Regions from separate parts of the Homo sapiens genome. Here region 2 is linked to region 1. Evidence: read pairs that join two places in POLR2A ChIA-PET (ENCODE). Cell type or tissue: Panc1. All regions are shown on one strand.

What was found. Peaks named below come from ENCODE experiments on the same cell type or tissue, not always from the same donor. Only the 100,000 strongest peaks of a DNase experiment are listed, where the experiment ranks them.
Region 2: POLR2A ChIA-PET joins it to region 1 with 11 read pairs; 3 of 35 experiments call an interaction of 5 or more read pairs at or near these places.

The regions. Positions count from the first base shown.
Region 1 is chr17:62,719,366-62,727,365 of GRCh38, reverse strand. It overlaps MARCHF10 (membrane associated ring-CH-type finger 10), which reads left to right. Exons shown (of 11, transcript NM_152598.4): 7 at 2,262-2,428; 8 at 4,769-4,878. All of the region lies in intron 2 of MARCHF10-AS1 (MARCHF10 antisense RNA 1), which reads right to left. Among named protein-coding and RNA genes, the nearest start is that of MARCHF10-AS1, 17 kb to the right of the region's middle. RefSeq lists enhancers at 2,358-2,437, 6,775-6,854 and a silencer at 7,025-7,104. In Panc1, no CTCF peak of the experiment used is centred here; no DNase peak of the experiment used is centred here; H3K27ac peaks cover 586 bases.
Region 2 is chr17:62,884,465-62,892,464 of GRCh38, reverse strand. No RefSeq gene overlaps it. Among named protein-coding and RNA genes, the nearest start is that of MIR633, 56 kb to the left of the region's middle. In Panc1, no CTCF peak of the experiment used is centred here; DNase peaks (open chromatin) are centred at 4,076 and 4,195.

The sequences.
Region 1 (8,000 bases):
GTTACTTTGGGGTAATGATTTTATGCTTGATTCTCCTTTTCTTTTCTGTGCTTTTCTGTCTCTTCTTCACTTTTATTTGTTAAAAAAAATTTTTTTGCAAAGTAGGGTAGCCAGTGGATCCCCACCTATACCTTTGAGAAGATGGAGGACCTTAAGTTAAGAGTCAGATATTTATCAACCATAACAAGTTCACCACAGAGCCCTTCGTCCTCCTGTTGAGATCAGTGATCTTCAGACCTGCATGACCATCTTAACGTTCAGGTTCCTGGGCCCCAGATACTGAACCAGAACCTCTAAGGGTGGAGCCCAGGAATCTGTTTGTAAAATCTCTACCGGTGAACCTGATGGTCATTTATTTTCTATTGGAAACCACTGATTTAGAGCACTTGTTTCCAAATGCAAATCCCGTGTAGTTGCCTAAATTAAAAATCTTCTAGGCCAGGTGTGGTGGCTCACACCTGTAATCCCAGCACTTTTGAGAGACCAAGGCAGGCGGATCACCTGAGGTCAAGGGTTCGAGACCAGCCTGGCCAACATGGTGAAACCCTATCTCTACTAAAAATACAAAAATTAGCCAGGTGTGGTGGTGCACGCCTATAATCCCAGCTACTCGGGAGGCTGAGGCAGGAGAATCGCTTGAATCCGGCAGAGGTTGCAGAGAGCTGAGATCGAGCCACTGCACTCCAGCCTGGGTGACAGAGCAAGACTCCATCTCAAAACAAACAACAACAACAAAAAATAATCTTCTACCACTTTTCTGCCTACCTTCTCAAACTTGCAAGATCTCTCTCTAGTTTATCTTCACCAGTTGGAGCACTCACTCCCATGTACACATGTTCTTCCTGATTACTTACGAAAATATGGAAATTATGTTGAAATGTATTGAAGTCTGAATGTTGAAAATGTCTTTAAGTTATTGAGAATGTCCATAATGGAAAACTGTAATTCTGCTTCTTTACACTGAGCTGCCCTTTCATGGGGAAAAAAGTCTTTCAAGAAATTGAGCATATATTTCTCCATCCAGAGCAATGTCCATTTCTTCCTCTTTTGATTTTAGTCTCTAGCCAGTTTCCTTTCCTTGACCAGATGGCCCCCAGTCCCGTGAGGACTCTAAAGAAAAGAAAATAGCCTTAGGCTTCTTAAAACCTCCCAACATGAACATCGACCAGCTATTCTTCACTCACCATTTATTAGACACAAATATCTTTACTTACATTTTCGTTAGTTCTTATCTTCATCAGATTCCAGCCGCTTACATTCTGGAATGCTGATGTCATTTGTTGGCATGTGTGGTGTTATTCGGGAGATTGTGTCCAGGTTTATTGGTTCATCATCCACCTAAACCAACATCTATTAAGTGAACTCTGTGCACAACACCTTGCCAGACACTAGATGTACTTTACAGTTTGCAGAACAGGTTCCTCATTGTCACACGTAGCCAGCCTGGCCACAGCCCTAGGAAGTAGGTGGCAGTGGTGTTATCACCATGACCCTCATTGTACAGATGAGGAAACAGGGTCTTGGGAAGATTAAGGAACTTATCCAAAGTCACACAACTCACAAGTTTCAGAGGCTGGCCTCAAACCCAGGCCCCCTGACCACGAATCCCATGCACTCACCAGTATGCCACCCCCACCAACTTCCTGGCAGGGAGAGGGGCTCCTGGCCTTGACTCCAGTTTGAAAATGATTCTGTAGCCATTTCCCTTTACCTCTTGATTTATGGTGGCAGTGCTGGTCCTCCATGTCAGCTCACACGTATTGACAATTGCAAAGAAGCCTGTTACAAGAATTTGTGCCTCAGCCAGGCCCAGGGGCTCACACCTGTAATCCCAGCACTTTGGGAGGCCAAGGCATGTGGATCGCTTCAGCCCAGGAGTTCAAGACCAGTCTGGGCAACATCGTGAGACTCCATCTCTACAAAATAATTTTTAAAATAGCCAGGTGTGGTGGCATGCACCTGTAATCCAGCTACTTGGGAGGCTGAAGTGGGAGGATCACCAGAGCCTGAGGAGGTTGAGGCTGCAGTGGGCCAATATTGTGCCACTGCACTCCGGCCTGGGCAACGGAGTGAGACTCTGTTTCAAAAAAAAAGAGAGAATTTGTGCCTGTGTTATCAAAAATCATCTCACTAGGGTCAGAGGGGGCAGCGGGTGAGTACCAGGAGCCCTCTTCCTTCTCTGTCAATGCTCTGGGAACTGGTATTTGTAGAAACTGCAAACGTGTAGCCTCCTGGTCACGAGGGCTTGTTTTCACATTTAGTCTCCTGGAGGAGGACTCCGAGGAGGAGGGAGACTTGTGTCGCATCTGTCAGATAGCCGGGGGTTCCCCAAGCAACCCCCTCCTGGAGCCTTGCGGCTGTGTGGGAAGCCTGCAGTTTGTTCATCAAGAGTGCCTGAAAAAGTGGCTGAAAGTGAAAATAACATCAGGTAGGTGGGGAAGGAAGTGCAGTGAACGTGCCACGACATGTAATTAACATGAGGCACCACGGTGTGGGCCCCGGAGCCTTGTCATCAGCTCACTCTCCTCCGCAGAACAGCGACTCAGGGACACGTGGCTGAGCTCCAGATCCTTGCTCATAAAAGCTGTCTTTAAACTATGGGAGGGAGTTGGGGGTTTTTTGTTTGTTTTTGTTTTGGTTTGTTTTTTGTTTTTTGCTTTTATCTGAGAGAAGACTCCTGGGAACAAATGCTATTGAATTCTACCTCTGCTTGAGGCCTGAGCAGAGATGCTAAGATCGCCTCTCAGGAGGAAGGAAATAGAAGTGGGTCAGCGGTGGAAGCTCAGCAGACACACAGTAGCCGTGCCCAGCTAGCAGACACCCAGCAAAATACTTCAGAAGGTCCCTCATGAGAGACCCCCAGCACACACATCCTACTTCCTTTTATTTGGGGGTCACCTAAGAAACTAAACAAAGCTGCCTTTTAGCAATAGGGATAAGAGTGCTGATCTGATTGTCTAGAACCATATTAGATAAAGAAATTTCCATGTGCTGATTTTGTCAGCTCCCTAGCATCTTATAACTGGGTGTGCGGCACCTTCTCAACTCCCTGAGCAGGTTATAACCTAAATACAACCACATCGGTAGGTCGGCTGTAGTTTTCTGGGCAGAGAACAGAAGGTTTCTTTAAAGCATGGCTTTAGGAATGAGATCAACTTTAAGCAAAAAAAAAAAAAAAATGCATGGAACATCAGTGCAAAGAGCAACTTGATCAGAAAATAGCTGCGGCTTCTTTCAGACACACATCTCTGAAAACATATCCCCCCACAGCCAGATCCTATTTCTCCCCGTCTTCCATATCCTTCTCCTTAGCCGTCACTATCCAGGCTGCAGGGAGACTTAGAGCTTTACCCTGTCCCCATGAGGTGTTGCCACGCCCCCTCACCAAGGACAGCACACCATGGAATCAGAGAATGAACACGTGGGGTAATCATATTACTGTGTCATCCATGGAGCCCGTTTTATGCAACTTCCCTAGCATAAGAAATATAAGTCCACTGATCAAGATGCTTAAACGCATATCCATATAACGAGCAAAATATTCAGTCCTTCAGAGAGGGAAGAAAACGAGTAGATTTTGGTTGCTAACGACTCTGCCATGCAATCCTTTATCTTCCTAGAAATTTGGGCCAATTAAACATCTAACACAGAAAAAGTTACCTGTGAAACATGTCATGAAAATGCTGCTATGCTCATAAATGTCAACGCTTGTATGGGTGTGTTCAGTAGGATTCGATCGGAAGACTCATGGGACATTTGGTAGCCTAAAGCGTTACTGAATGACGCTAAAAAAAAAAAAAAAAAAAGTCAAGCGAACAAAATGCAGATAAGGGATTACTTCCTGTTCATCCTTGCCCTTTGAAAGTCTCTATTATTTACTGTTTCTTTATATCCCCAGTGGGGAAATAGAATGGAGGTATGAAACTGCACAAGCCCTATTTTTACCAAATACATGCAGGTAACTAATAGGTCTTTTATTTTCTAATGCATAAAATAAACACCAGTACATCATTAGTCAAAAGCCGCAACTAAGGGGGAGAAACTGTCTGGCAGAATGTTTGCTTAGACATAACAGCCCAGCTCTGCATCCTCCACTTTTGCATTGGGGAATAGGATAAAAATGCTGATCTAGAATGCCTGTTTTTATAAAAACAGCAACAAAGGAAGCCTTCTCATATTCCTTTTCCCCGATGAGTCTGAGCTCAGGCTGATGAGCTGGCCCTGGGTACTACTGTAACTAGTACCCACACCTGGCCCCTCGCTCCCTCACTGTTCTCAGGTGGCAATGTTACCTGGGCAGGAGTAAAGGCAGATTTTTAAGCCATTGATCGAGAATAGCTTCTGCCATCTATTTTGGTCCTCACTAATTTATTTACTTGGACCTGTGTTGGGTCTACAATAAAAAAAAAAAAAGCTGAATAGTCACTCTTTTTACAAACACCTGTGTTACAGACTCTTAGCCTCTGTGCAGCAATTCCAAGTTTATGAACCATCCTGTTTATATTTAAATAGAAAGCAAGATCTGCTATTTAAAAGTCGTGGGAATTTCACTTCTATGAAGCTTGCATAATAGATGACTACAAAGGAAATTTTTCAGCTCTCAGATTCAAGGTCATTTTCTACAGAAGATGGCTGGCTTTAAAGGAAGGTCACTGAAGCTCAGAATTCATAACACACACAAGTTCACTCCCCAAATATCACCTGTCCAAAGTGCTAACACAAACAGACCCATGGTTATATGTACATATAATTCTTTATCCAATTTAAGGAGCAGATCTTGGTGCCGTGAAGACCTGTGAGATGTGTAAGCAAGGCCTGCTGGTTGACCTGGGTGACTTTAACATGATTGAGTTCTACCAGAAGCACCAGCAATCTCAGGTAAGAAATGTGGCCACTCTGCCTCCACAGGTTAAAGTATGTTAGAGGGGCAGGGCGAGAAGACATTCCCCTTCCCTGATCTAAGAAATGTAGAAGGTCTCTGCTGGCAGGAGTCTGACAATATCCATTTAGCTTACTTCTCTGAGAAGACCTGCCACTAAATTAGAGTATTAGAGAGTTGAAAAGCCTTTTTTTTTTTTTTTTTTTTTTGAGACAGAGTCTCACTCTGTCGCCCAGGCGGGAATGCAGTGGCACAATCTCACTGCAAACTCTGCCTCACAGGTTCAAGCGATCCTCCCACCTCAGCCTCCTGAGTAGCTGGGATTACAGGCGTGTGCCACCACACCCACCTAATTTTTGTATTTTTAGTAGAGATGGGGTTTCTCCATGTTGGCCAGCTTGGTCTCGAACTCCTGATCTCAAGTGATCTGTCTGCCTCCACCTCCCAGAGTGCTACAATTACAGGTGTGAGCCACTACACCTGGCCGAGAGTTGGAAGTCTTATTTGTCCTGGGTTGAGTTTGCCCTGCTGTTGGGAACAAAAGTAAGAAGCTTCAGTGGGCAACTGGACACAGAAAAATACCAAAAAATTCTGGCAAGCTCCACACCCACGTTTGCAGAAGTAATTTAATAACAAGAGAAAAAAAAATCAGGGTCTTGGAGGAAATGGTCCCTAATTTAAATACCAAGTAACCCTGGGATAAGAAGGAACTGCTTTACCTACATACAGCTAATGAACATGAGGTAAATGCCTACTGGCTGATCTTTATCACCTAGTGAATTAACTCTCCTAGGGTATTTGGACTGCATTTCTAATATTGTAAAAAAGTTAGTTACCCTCAAGTGGGAAGTTGATTTGTGCCTGAGATAACAGTTAATCACCCAATTCTCAGGCAAACAGTCTTCCATTTAGAACTATTAGGTTGGTGCAAAAGTAATTGCAGTTTTGCCACTTTTGTTGGCAATATCCACAATTACTTTTGCACCAACCTAATACTATTTTGTTCAATATAGAAGTCACAAGCCACTTGTGGCTAATGAACAGGTGGCTTGTTCTAATCAACATATCCTGTAAGTGTCACATACACACCAAATTTCAAAGACACAGTACCAAAAAAAAAAAGGGGGGTAATATATCACCTAATTTTAAACACCAAGTTTCAAAGACTTAGTACACTTTCCAGTTCAGTATGTAAAGAGTTTGAAGTTGTCACTTCGTTTTAACAACAAGTAAAAAGCTTTAAAAAGTGCAAAATCAACAACCCTTCTTAGATCCATAAGAGAAGTGAAGTCACAGAGCAAATCACTGCCCCTAAAATTGGAAAGACAGGCAGATAGAATCACTAATCCCAGCACTTTGGGAGGCCAAGGTGGGCGGATCACTTGAAGTCAGGAGTTTGAGACCAGCGTGGCCAACACAGCGAAACCCCCATCTCTACTAAAAATACAAAAATTAGCTGGGCGTGGTGGCGCATGCCTGTAATCTCAGCTACTCAGGAGGCTGAGGCTTGAGAATCGCTTGAACCTGGGAGCCAGAGGTTGCAGTGAGCCGAGATCGCACCACTGCACTCCAGCCTGGGCGACAGAGTGAGACTCCATCTCAAAAAAAAAAAAAAAAAAAAAAAAATCACAACTTACCGGAGCAGAGACTCCTGAGCAGAAAGCTCTATGGAAACCAGTGCTGGACAAGCAATCTTAAGCTGTAATTAATGAACTGCTGGATGCTCAGTGTAGACAAGTCTGAGAGTCAAAAATTCCAGGGGGACCCTGTCATAAGGGTATCCCCACACTTCAGTGAGTTTTCTGTCCAGGAGTGCAACCAGGTGCTTACAGTGAATAGCAGAGAAAAATTCCTTCATGCTTCCAGCAGGGGGAGGGGGAAAGTAACCATTTTGGTATAAGCCAGAGCTTTCTGTTCTTACTAACAGTTTGCCCTCAGGAGAAACTATTTAACCAGAGCCTAACCTTTGGAGGTTTTATCAGAGCGCCATACCTAACTGGAAGAAGGGAAATACTCAACTCCAGCCCTCTCTAGCCATCTTGTCCCACCTAAGGTGGGAGGGGGAGGATAGAGAAACTGAGAAGCACTTGTGAAGTTCACAGTCCAGAGGCACAAGCTCACTCAGACTGGGACCTAGAGTCTCAAAGGACTGTAGAATACTTCCCCTCTCCCCACACCTCACCACCACATGGCTAACAACCCATTTATAGCAGTTCCTTTTACCCAGTACATCACGTCTGGCTACCAAGAAAAAATTACAAGACATACTCAAAGGTGAAAAGCACAGTTTGAAGAGACAGAGCAAACACCAGAACCAGACTCAGATATGGCAGGGATGTTGGAATTACCAGACCAGGAATGTAAAACACTATGATTAATATGCTAAGGACTCTAACAGGTAAAGTAGACAGCACTTAAGAACAGATGGGCAGTGTACACAGAGGAATGGAAATTCTAAGAAAGAAAAAGAAATGATAGAGGTGAAAAACTCTAACAAATGAAGAATGCCTTTGATGGGCTTATTAGTAGACTGGATACAGCTGAGGAAAGAATCTTTGAGTTGAGCATATCCCAATAGAAACTGCCCAAAATGGAAAAACAAAGAGAACAAAGATTGGAAAAAAAGAAAAGAAAACAGAGCAGGATATCCAAGAACTTGTGAGACAATTATCCAAAAGGTGTAATAGACACATCATGGGAATACCCAGAAGGAGAATAAAGAGAGAAAGGAACAGAGAAATATTTGAAGCAATAATGACTGAGAATTTCCCCCAAATTAATGTCAGACACCAAATCACAAATCCAGAAAGCTCAGAGAACACCGAACAAGATAAATGCCAAAAGCAAAACAAAACAAAACAAACAAAAAACCCACCACCATGACACATCATATTTAAAATGGAAAAAAAAATCAAAGATAAAGAAAAAATCCTGTAAGAGGCCAAAGGGGAAAAACACCTTCCCTAAAGGGGAGTAAAGATAAGAATGACATCTGACTTCCCAGAAAGCATGCAAGCAAGAAGACAGAGAAACAAAATATTTACAGTGTTAAGAGAAAAAACTGGCCAACCTAGATTTCTGTACCCTGCAAAATTATCCTTCAAGAGCAAAGGAGAAATAA
Region 2 (8,000 bases), 170 kb before region 1:
ACTTCTGTCAAGACTAGAAGCTTTGGCCTTATCGCCATTGTTAAAGGCAATCCAAGAAATACTATTTAAGGCTAATTTTGTTGCCCTTTTGAAGAGACTTTTGAAATCATAAAAAAAGAGTCCAGACAATAAGCTGGATAGGAAGGACAAGTTCCTCCTTGGCAGCCAGTGTCGAATTACACTGTCCCCTGTCTGTGGATAAAACAGAATTGTGCTCTTCAGACTGCCAACCCCTTACTTGACAACCACTACAAAAAGTTAACAATAAATGAAACTGACAGCCCACTTCACCAGATTGGGAGTACATCTGAACTTCTACGGCAAGACAGCTGGACTTGAGTTCATTTCCCTGGAGGCTGGGCTACAGCAATACCTAATGAAAACAATGATGGACATATATTTATTTCCAAGGCATTTGTAGCCTGCACCCTGGTTCCAGTCTTATCGCAGAAGCTGGATCAATTTTCACATCTTTTCACTAAATGGATGGGATGTGAAATTACTCCTATTGACAATAAGCATTCTCAAGGGCTGTGGTAATTGTGTAGCCCAGCACAGCAGAAAAGAGGTGCTAACAAAAGCACATAGACAATTGGTTACCATCAATTTCCTGTGGCATTGGTACATGTGAGTAAGGCAGTTAAAAAAAAAAAATGCGGTCCTGGGTAAAGCCTATACCTTCTCCATCAGTAGCAAATCCAACCAGCAGAATGCAGGTGGCAGGTGATTTCTCCCCCAGCAATCTCTGAAAAGTGTGCGGTACCAAATCTAATCACAGCCAGGATTTGTAGACTGAGAAACCAAGGGCCTAACCTTCTGCCTGGTCATTTCTGCATATCGCCTCCCCCTGCCCCCATCGCACTCCATTCCTCCCATCTTTTATGCTACCCCATTTGTGAGATGAGTGCCAAATGACCTCTTTGACAATGGACCAGAGTGGACAGCTTCATTTTCATTCCCATCTTTAAAGGTTTGACCTATGTGAGATGCTTGGATTAGAAACAGCTCCTGGCTCCTGCCTTCTTATTGGTTTTGTCTCAAATGCACTGGCCTATATATATATCAGGAACAAAGAATGAAGACAAAAGTAAGCCCATTGGTGAGGTGAGTTAGGACCCAGGCAGAGAGCCTGATGGAGTATGTAAATGAAATATACTGCCCTTGGTCTCCAGATCTCAGATTGTCTTGCAGATACCAAAAGCTGATCCAGCACTAATGAAACATCATTCTTAGGAAGGTGCCCATAAGGTCAATTTCTTCACCATTATACAAATGATTTATTTCCTCTAAAATAGTCCATCTAATTCAACCAAAAGTAAATTTAATAAAAAGCACTTTATATGCTTGCATAAATATAACTTAAGTAGGAAGTTGCTATTTTGACAGCTTGACAATAAAGGTAGAAGCAATGGGAAAACAATTTTCATGAACCGTATAGATACTGAATTTACAATGTTACGAGATCAGGTCCACCTTTTGAAAATTCTGGTTCGGTTTGGAGCTGTCAATCAGTCAACAAAAGGGCACATTTCTTTCATGCCTTTGTCTGCCTGAAGTTAAAAAATAAAATAAAATGTTTCTGTCCAGGTTTTCTATCAAAGAATTTCCTTTTTGCAGTCCTGGAAAAACCAGATAGAAGAAGGAAACCATTTACTGAGTGTCAGCCATTATGTTAGGTATTTTATATACAGTATATATTTCACAAATGTTATCTAATTTAATTTTTATAATACTGAGGAATTATTCAACCCCAGGGTATCTGGCCTCTGAGCTTGGGCCCCTCCCTCTCTATGCTATTATGATACACTGTTTGCCAATTTTCAGAGAAATAGAGTACAATAAAATTTACTTGGCAGTAATGAAAACAATTTATTCTATTGTGATCAAAAAGACACTTTACCTCAAGTTTTATTTATCTAAATAGCAACTATCATGGCTTAGTTTTATTACTTGTACATCCATTGTAGTTAAAAGATGGGTGTTAGGCTGAATCTTTACTGATCCTGTTATTTTCTAATATCAAATTATTTATTTAATACCTTTTCTAATAAAATGAGAGGGTAGGGCCAGGCGCAATGGCTCATGCCTCTAATCCCAGCACTTTGGGAGGCCGAGGTGGGCAGATCACCTGAGGTCAGGATTTTGAGACCAGCCTGGCCAACATGGTGAAGCCCTGTCTCTACTAAAAATACAAAAATTAGCCAGCCATGGTGGCATGCATCTGTAATCCTAGCTACTTGGGAGGCTGAGGCAGAAGAATCACTTGAACCCAGGAGGTGGAGGTTGCAGTGAGCCGAGATCGCACCACTGTACTCCAGCCTGGGCAACAGAGTGAGACTCTTGTCTCAAAAAATAAATAAATACATAAATAAATAAATAAATAAATAAAATGAGAGGGCAGAAAAAAATGGTGGTTACTTGAATCTTTTTGGTTGTATGGATTGTGTGTAGTATTTGGTATTATTTACTTATTTGTGTAGGTCCATTGTAGCATATTCCCAACCTTTGGGCTTGGGACTTTAAGCAAAATAAAATTAAAGGCCTTAATTCTCCTAAACAAATATTTTGGTTTTTATTTAATGGTAAAATTAGATAACATTAACAATATGAACAGGCTCAAGAAGGGTTGAGATAAATTTATATACCAACCCCGTCATTGTGTGAGGGCTGCTTCAGAGCTGAGTTGGGTGGTCATGTCCCAGCGCTTCTGCCTTCCACATGGGTAGGTTCAAGAAGGGTTGAAATAAATGTATGGAACTCGACTGCCTAATAATAGATTAAGAGAAATTAAGGAATTGGGAATGTATTCTAATTTCAGAGAGCAATGCCGTAGAAAACCACCACCCTTCTCCATAGAATATTACTTGAAGAGTATTAAGAGAAACACTGCATTTTTCATGCATTTCTCAAGTTTATTTCCAACAGCTTTCCTTCAAAACTCATTTTGCTTCATCACTATCTAATCTCCTAATTTTATCAGCATTTTCTAAACCTCCCAGGAGAAAAATCTGAGAATAGCACTTTCCAATAATGGGTTCTTTAAAATACTAAGGTCTGTGATATGCTAATAAGGTTCTGCCAAATAAAGAATCTCTTTAGGGAATACTAGATTAAAGAAAATCACACAGGTTTCACTTCTAGTAAAGGCCAAGTAACTCATGTTAGACCAACCCTTCTGTAGACAAAGACTAAATTCTTGAGAAAATATACTCTCAAAAAATACAGACAACTATTTGAAGTTACTAAAAAATGATCAAAAATGGGCTGTAATACTGAAGAAGGGAATGGCATTGGATGAATTTCCCATTTTTACAGCTTTTGGTCCTAGAACAGGCTCTACAGAGAGCTGTTCCAGGAAGAATGGTTAAAACTCAAATAGAAGCTCAGTGTTACTTGGAGAACTAGAAACACAGCTCTGGATAACTACAGCAGCTAGCAAGTGGGGGACATCTCAGAAAGGAGAGAACCAGAAAGGAGGAGGCCCAAATTCTATGCATAAATCTCTGGCTGACATCTGAACCATGCATGCATGGAACAGATTCCAAGAAGCCCAGCTAAAAATAAATTAACTGAGATTTTAGTGATGTCTTTCTCCAGGAAGACAGAGTTTGCAGTGTGAGTTCAGCCAGGTTAACTTTCTGCTAAAACAAAAACGGAAATCTCTTTAAAGGAACATCATAAAATTCAGAATGTCTATACCATATCATTCACATTGTCCAGAATGCAATCCAAAATTACTCAGCATACAAAGAAATCAGAAAATGTGACTCCTACAAGAGAAAAGATAATCAACAAAGACCGACACCTAGAGGACCCCAATATTGGAATTAGCCGACAAGGATTTTAAAGTAGCTATTATAACTATGCTCAACAATGTAAAGGAAAATATGCTTATAATGAATTTGACCACAGAACATTAAAGAACATCTCTATGGAACACAGTTTGAGAAATGCCACCCTAGAGATTCAAATGAAGCTACCTGCAATTAGACTACAAACAAAAGACCCATAGTTTTGGGTTGACTCTGATATTGAGTCAATATTCAGTAGGGCAAATACAATTCTCAGTTATGAGTCAGAGAAAAAACATACATTATTTGCTTTGTGCCAGATAACATCATTTCACAAAATAGGCTTTGTTATTTTTGATTTAATATAAAGTCTGGGTTTAGAAAAGTTAAATTAATTATTTGCTCAAGGTTACTCAATTAGTAAGTATAGACTGGGATTCAAACTCAGTTTTGTCAGACTACAAAGCCCACACTCTTCATTCTGTTCTATTCCCTTGCTGCTGAAAGTGTGGTGTGTGGACAAGCAGCAGCAGAATTGGCCTGAGAACTTGTTAAGAATGCAGAATCTCAGATCCTGGTGAAGACCTACTAAATCAGAACCTGCATTTAACCATGTGTGTAATTGCCATGCACATTGTATTAGTCTGTCTTCATGCTGCTGATAGAGAGATACCCGAAACTGGGCAATTTACAAAAGAAAGATGTTTAATGGACTCACAGTTCCACGTGGCTGGGGAGGCCTCACAATCATGTTGGAAGGTGAAAGGCTTGTCTCACATGGCGGCAGACAAGAGAAGAGAGCTTGTGCAGGAAAACTACGGTTTATAAAACCATCAGATCTCGTGAGACTTACTATCACAAGAACAGCACAGGAAAGATCCATTTCCATGATTCAATTACCTCCCACCAAGTCCTTCCCACAACGTGTGGGAATTGTGGGAGCTACAATTCACAATGAGATTTGGGTGGGGACACAGCCAAACCATATCACACATTAACGTTTGATAAGAATGAGTTTATTTTAATCAGATAAGAGTTATTAATCAGCTAAAATTAATCAGATAAGTTATTAATCAGATATTAATCAGATAAGATTATTTAATAAGAGTTTATTAAATAATCAGAGTTTGAGAAGCATTGGTCTATACCAGTGGTTTGCAGTGTAATCCCTGGGACCAGCTTCAGCATCACCTGGGACTTGTTAGAAATGCAAATTCTTGGGCCTAATCCCAGAACTATGGAATCAGAAAAATCTGTGTTTTAACAGGCACTTCAGGTGATGCTAATGCCTATTAAAGTCTGAGAACCACTGGCCTACTCCATGCGGCCTCACATGAAAAAGTAACTGAACCTAGCTAGAAGAGGAAGTGAGTGAAAGGCAAAAGTGAGTGAAAATTGGATTTTGACAAAAATAAACCAAGACCCAATAGGGTAAAGTTTCAAGTAATAGCCTATGTGAAGAAAAGCATACAATTTGACTAAGAGACATAAAAGATGACAAATCTAAAATGGCAATGCTTTACAAATTAACATACCCACTTAATGTAAGTTGAATTACTATCCAAGTGAGGAGCTTGATAAAGAAATCGTAAAGTTCATACAAAAGAATAAATAAGCAAAAACAACCAATAATTTTTTTAAAAAGAAGGTAAGTGGGGGAGGCTAACTCTACTAGAAAAGTATGCTAAAAGAGCTACAATAAACAAAGCACGAGAATCTGTAACTAGATTAACAAAATAGATTATGTGTCTTCTAACATAGTAATTTTCAAAAAGAAGGGCTTTTTTCAACAATGCACGCCATCCGCTGGAAATTTTGTTAAGCCTCCCTTTAGGATCAAACTCTCCAGTTACAAATCCTTGCATATTGTTATTTTGAGTTTTGTGGAGGTAGCAAAAATAGTAAGATCCACTTCCCCACAGTATATAAGAATTTAGCATATGATTAAAAGGACATCTCAAATTAATAGAAGTATAGAATATTTAATAATTCATACTGAGGGAAATGATTATTCTGGGAAAAATTAAGTTAGTGTCTCCCATCAGAATTTTTACCACATACATTTCAGAACATTTTAAAGTAGTATAAAAACACACAACAGGGCCGGGCACGGTGGCTGACGCCTGTAATCCCAGCACTTTGGGAGGCCGAGGCAGGCGGATCACGAGGTCAGGAGATCGAGACCACGGTGAAACCTCCTCTCTACTAAAAATACAAAAAATTAGCCGGGCACGGTGGCGAGTGCCTGTAGTCCCAGCTACTCAGGAGGCTGAGGGAGGAGAATGGCGTGAACCTGGGAGGCGGAGCTTGCAGTGAGCTGAGATCGCGCCACTGCACTACACTCCAACCTGGGTGACAGAGCGAGACTCCGTCTCAAAAAAAAAAAAAAACAAAAGGAAATACAGATTTAACCACATACAATTTTTACTTCTTCTTCTTTTTTTTTTTCTTTGAGACTGAGTCTCACTCTGTCGCCCAGGCTGGAGTGCAGTGGCACAATCTCGGCTCATTGCAACCTCCACCTCCTGAGTTCGAGCAGTTCTCCTGTCTCAACCTCCTGAGTAGCTGGGACTACAGGCGCACACCACCACGCCCGGCTAATTTTTGTATTTTTAGCAGAGACGAGGTTTTACCATATTGGTCAGTCTGGCCTCGAACTCCTGACCTCAGGTGATCCACCTGCCTCGGCCTCCCAAATTGCTGGGATTACAGGCATGAGCCACTGCTCCCAGCCTAAAATTTTAACTTCTATCTTTCAAAAAATGACAACATTTAAAAGGCAATAATAAATTATACAAAAAAGTGACAATTATGATAGAGAAAAAGTTAACAACCTTAATGTTTAAAGCAGTTTTACAAATCAATGACAAAATCACTGAAGTCCCAATTTTAAAAGTGAGCAAAGAACACAAACAAATTGTGGAATAAGAATACAAATGTTAATATTCATATTTTAAAGTACAAACTTATTGATAATTGCAAATTAAAATACATGCTTTTAATTCAAATTTGGTGGTTTAAATTTGGTTAAGATTTTACCAGGCAATATATGCATACTGGTATGCTTGTATATGGAGTGGCAAAGTAGAAGAACTATTCTAGAAAGCTAGCTGGCAATGACTTCATCCAGTAATTCCACCCACAGAAATTAATCCTAAACAAATAATCAGAGTTTATTGAATAAAATCAAGCAAAAAATTAGAAATAATATAATGATCATAACTGGAAAAATAACTAAATATATGATGGCAGATTCAGTATATATATAGATGTATTTGATTTTTTTGAGACAGGTTCTTGCTGTGTCATCCAGGCTGGAGTGCAGTGGAGCAATCATGGCTCACTGCAGCCTCAACCTCCTGGGTTCAGGTGATCCTCCCACCTCAACTTTCTGAGTAGCTGGCACTACAGGTACATGCCACCCTGCCCAGCTAAATTTTTAAAAATTTTTTGTAGAGATGAGGTCTCCCTATGCTGCCCAGGCTGATCTTGAATTCCTAGGCTCAAGTGATCCTCCTGCCTTGGCCTCCCAAAGTGCTGAGATTACAGGAATGTATTCTCATACTGTTATAAAAGTACTACCCGAGACTGGGTAATTTATTGTAAGGAAAAGAGATTTAATTGACTCACAGTTCCACATGGCCATGGAAGCCTCAGGAAACTTACCAGCATGGCAGAAGGGGAAGGGGAACAATGACCTCTTTCACATGACAGCAGGAGAGAGATGAGTGAGGAGCAAAGAGGGAAGATCCCCTTATAAAACCATCAGATCTCGTGAGAACTCATTTTCTATCACGAGAAAAGCCTGGGGAAAACTGCCCCCATGATCCAATCACCTCCCACCTGGTCCCTCACTCGACTCGTAGGGATTATGGAGATTACAATTTGAAATGAGATTTGAGGGGAGGACACAGAGTCAAACCATATCAAGGCATGAACCACCATGCCCAGCCTAAATATAATATATGGTTATTAAAGTTATGCTTCCAAAGAAAATTTAATGATATAAAACCATTTCAGTATAATAGAAAAGGTTTAAAAGGCAAGATACAAAATTACATACAATAGAGTTTCAGGGGCTGGGTGCGGTGGCTCAAGCCTGTAATCCCAGCACTTTGGGAGGCTAAGGTGGGTGGCCCACCCCAGGTCAGGAGTTCGAGATCAGCCTGTCCAACGTGGTGAAAGCCTGCCTCTACTAAAAATACAAAA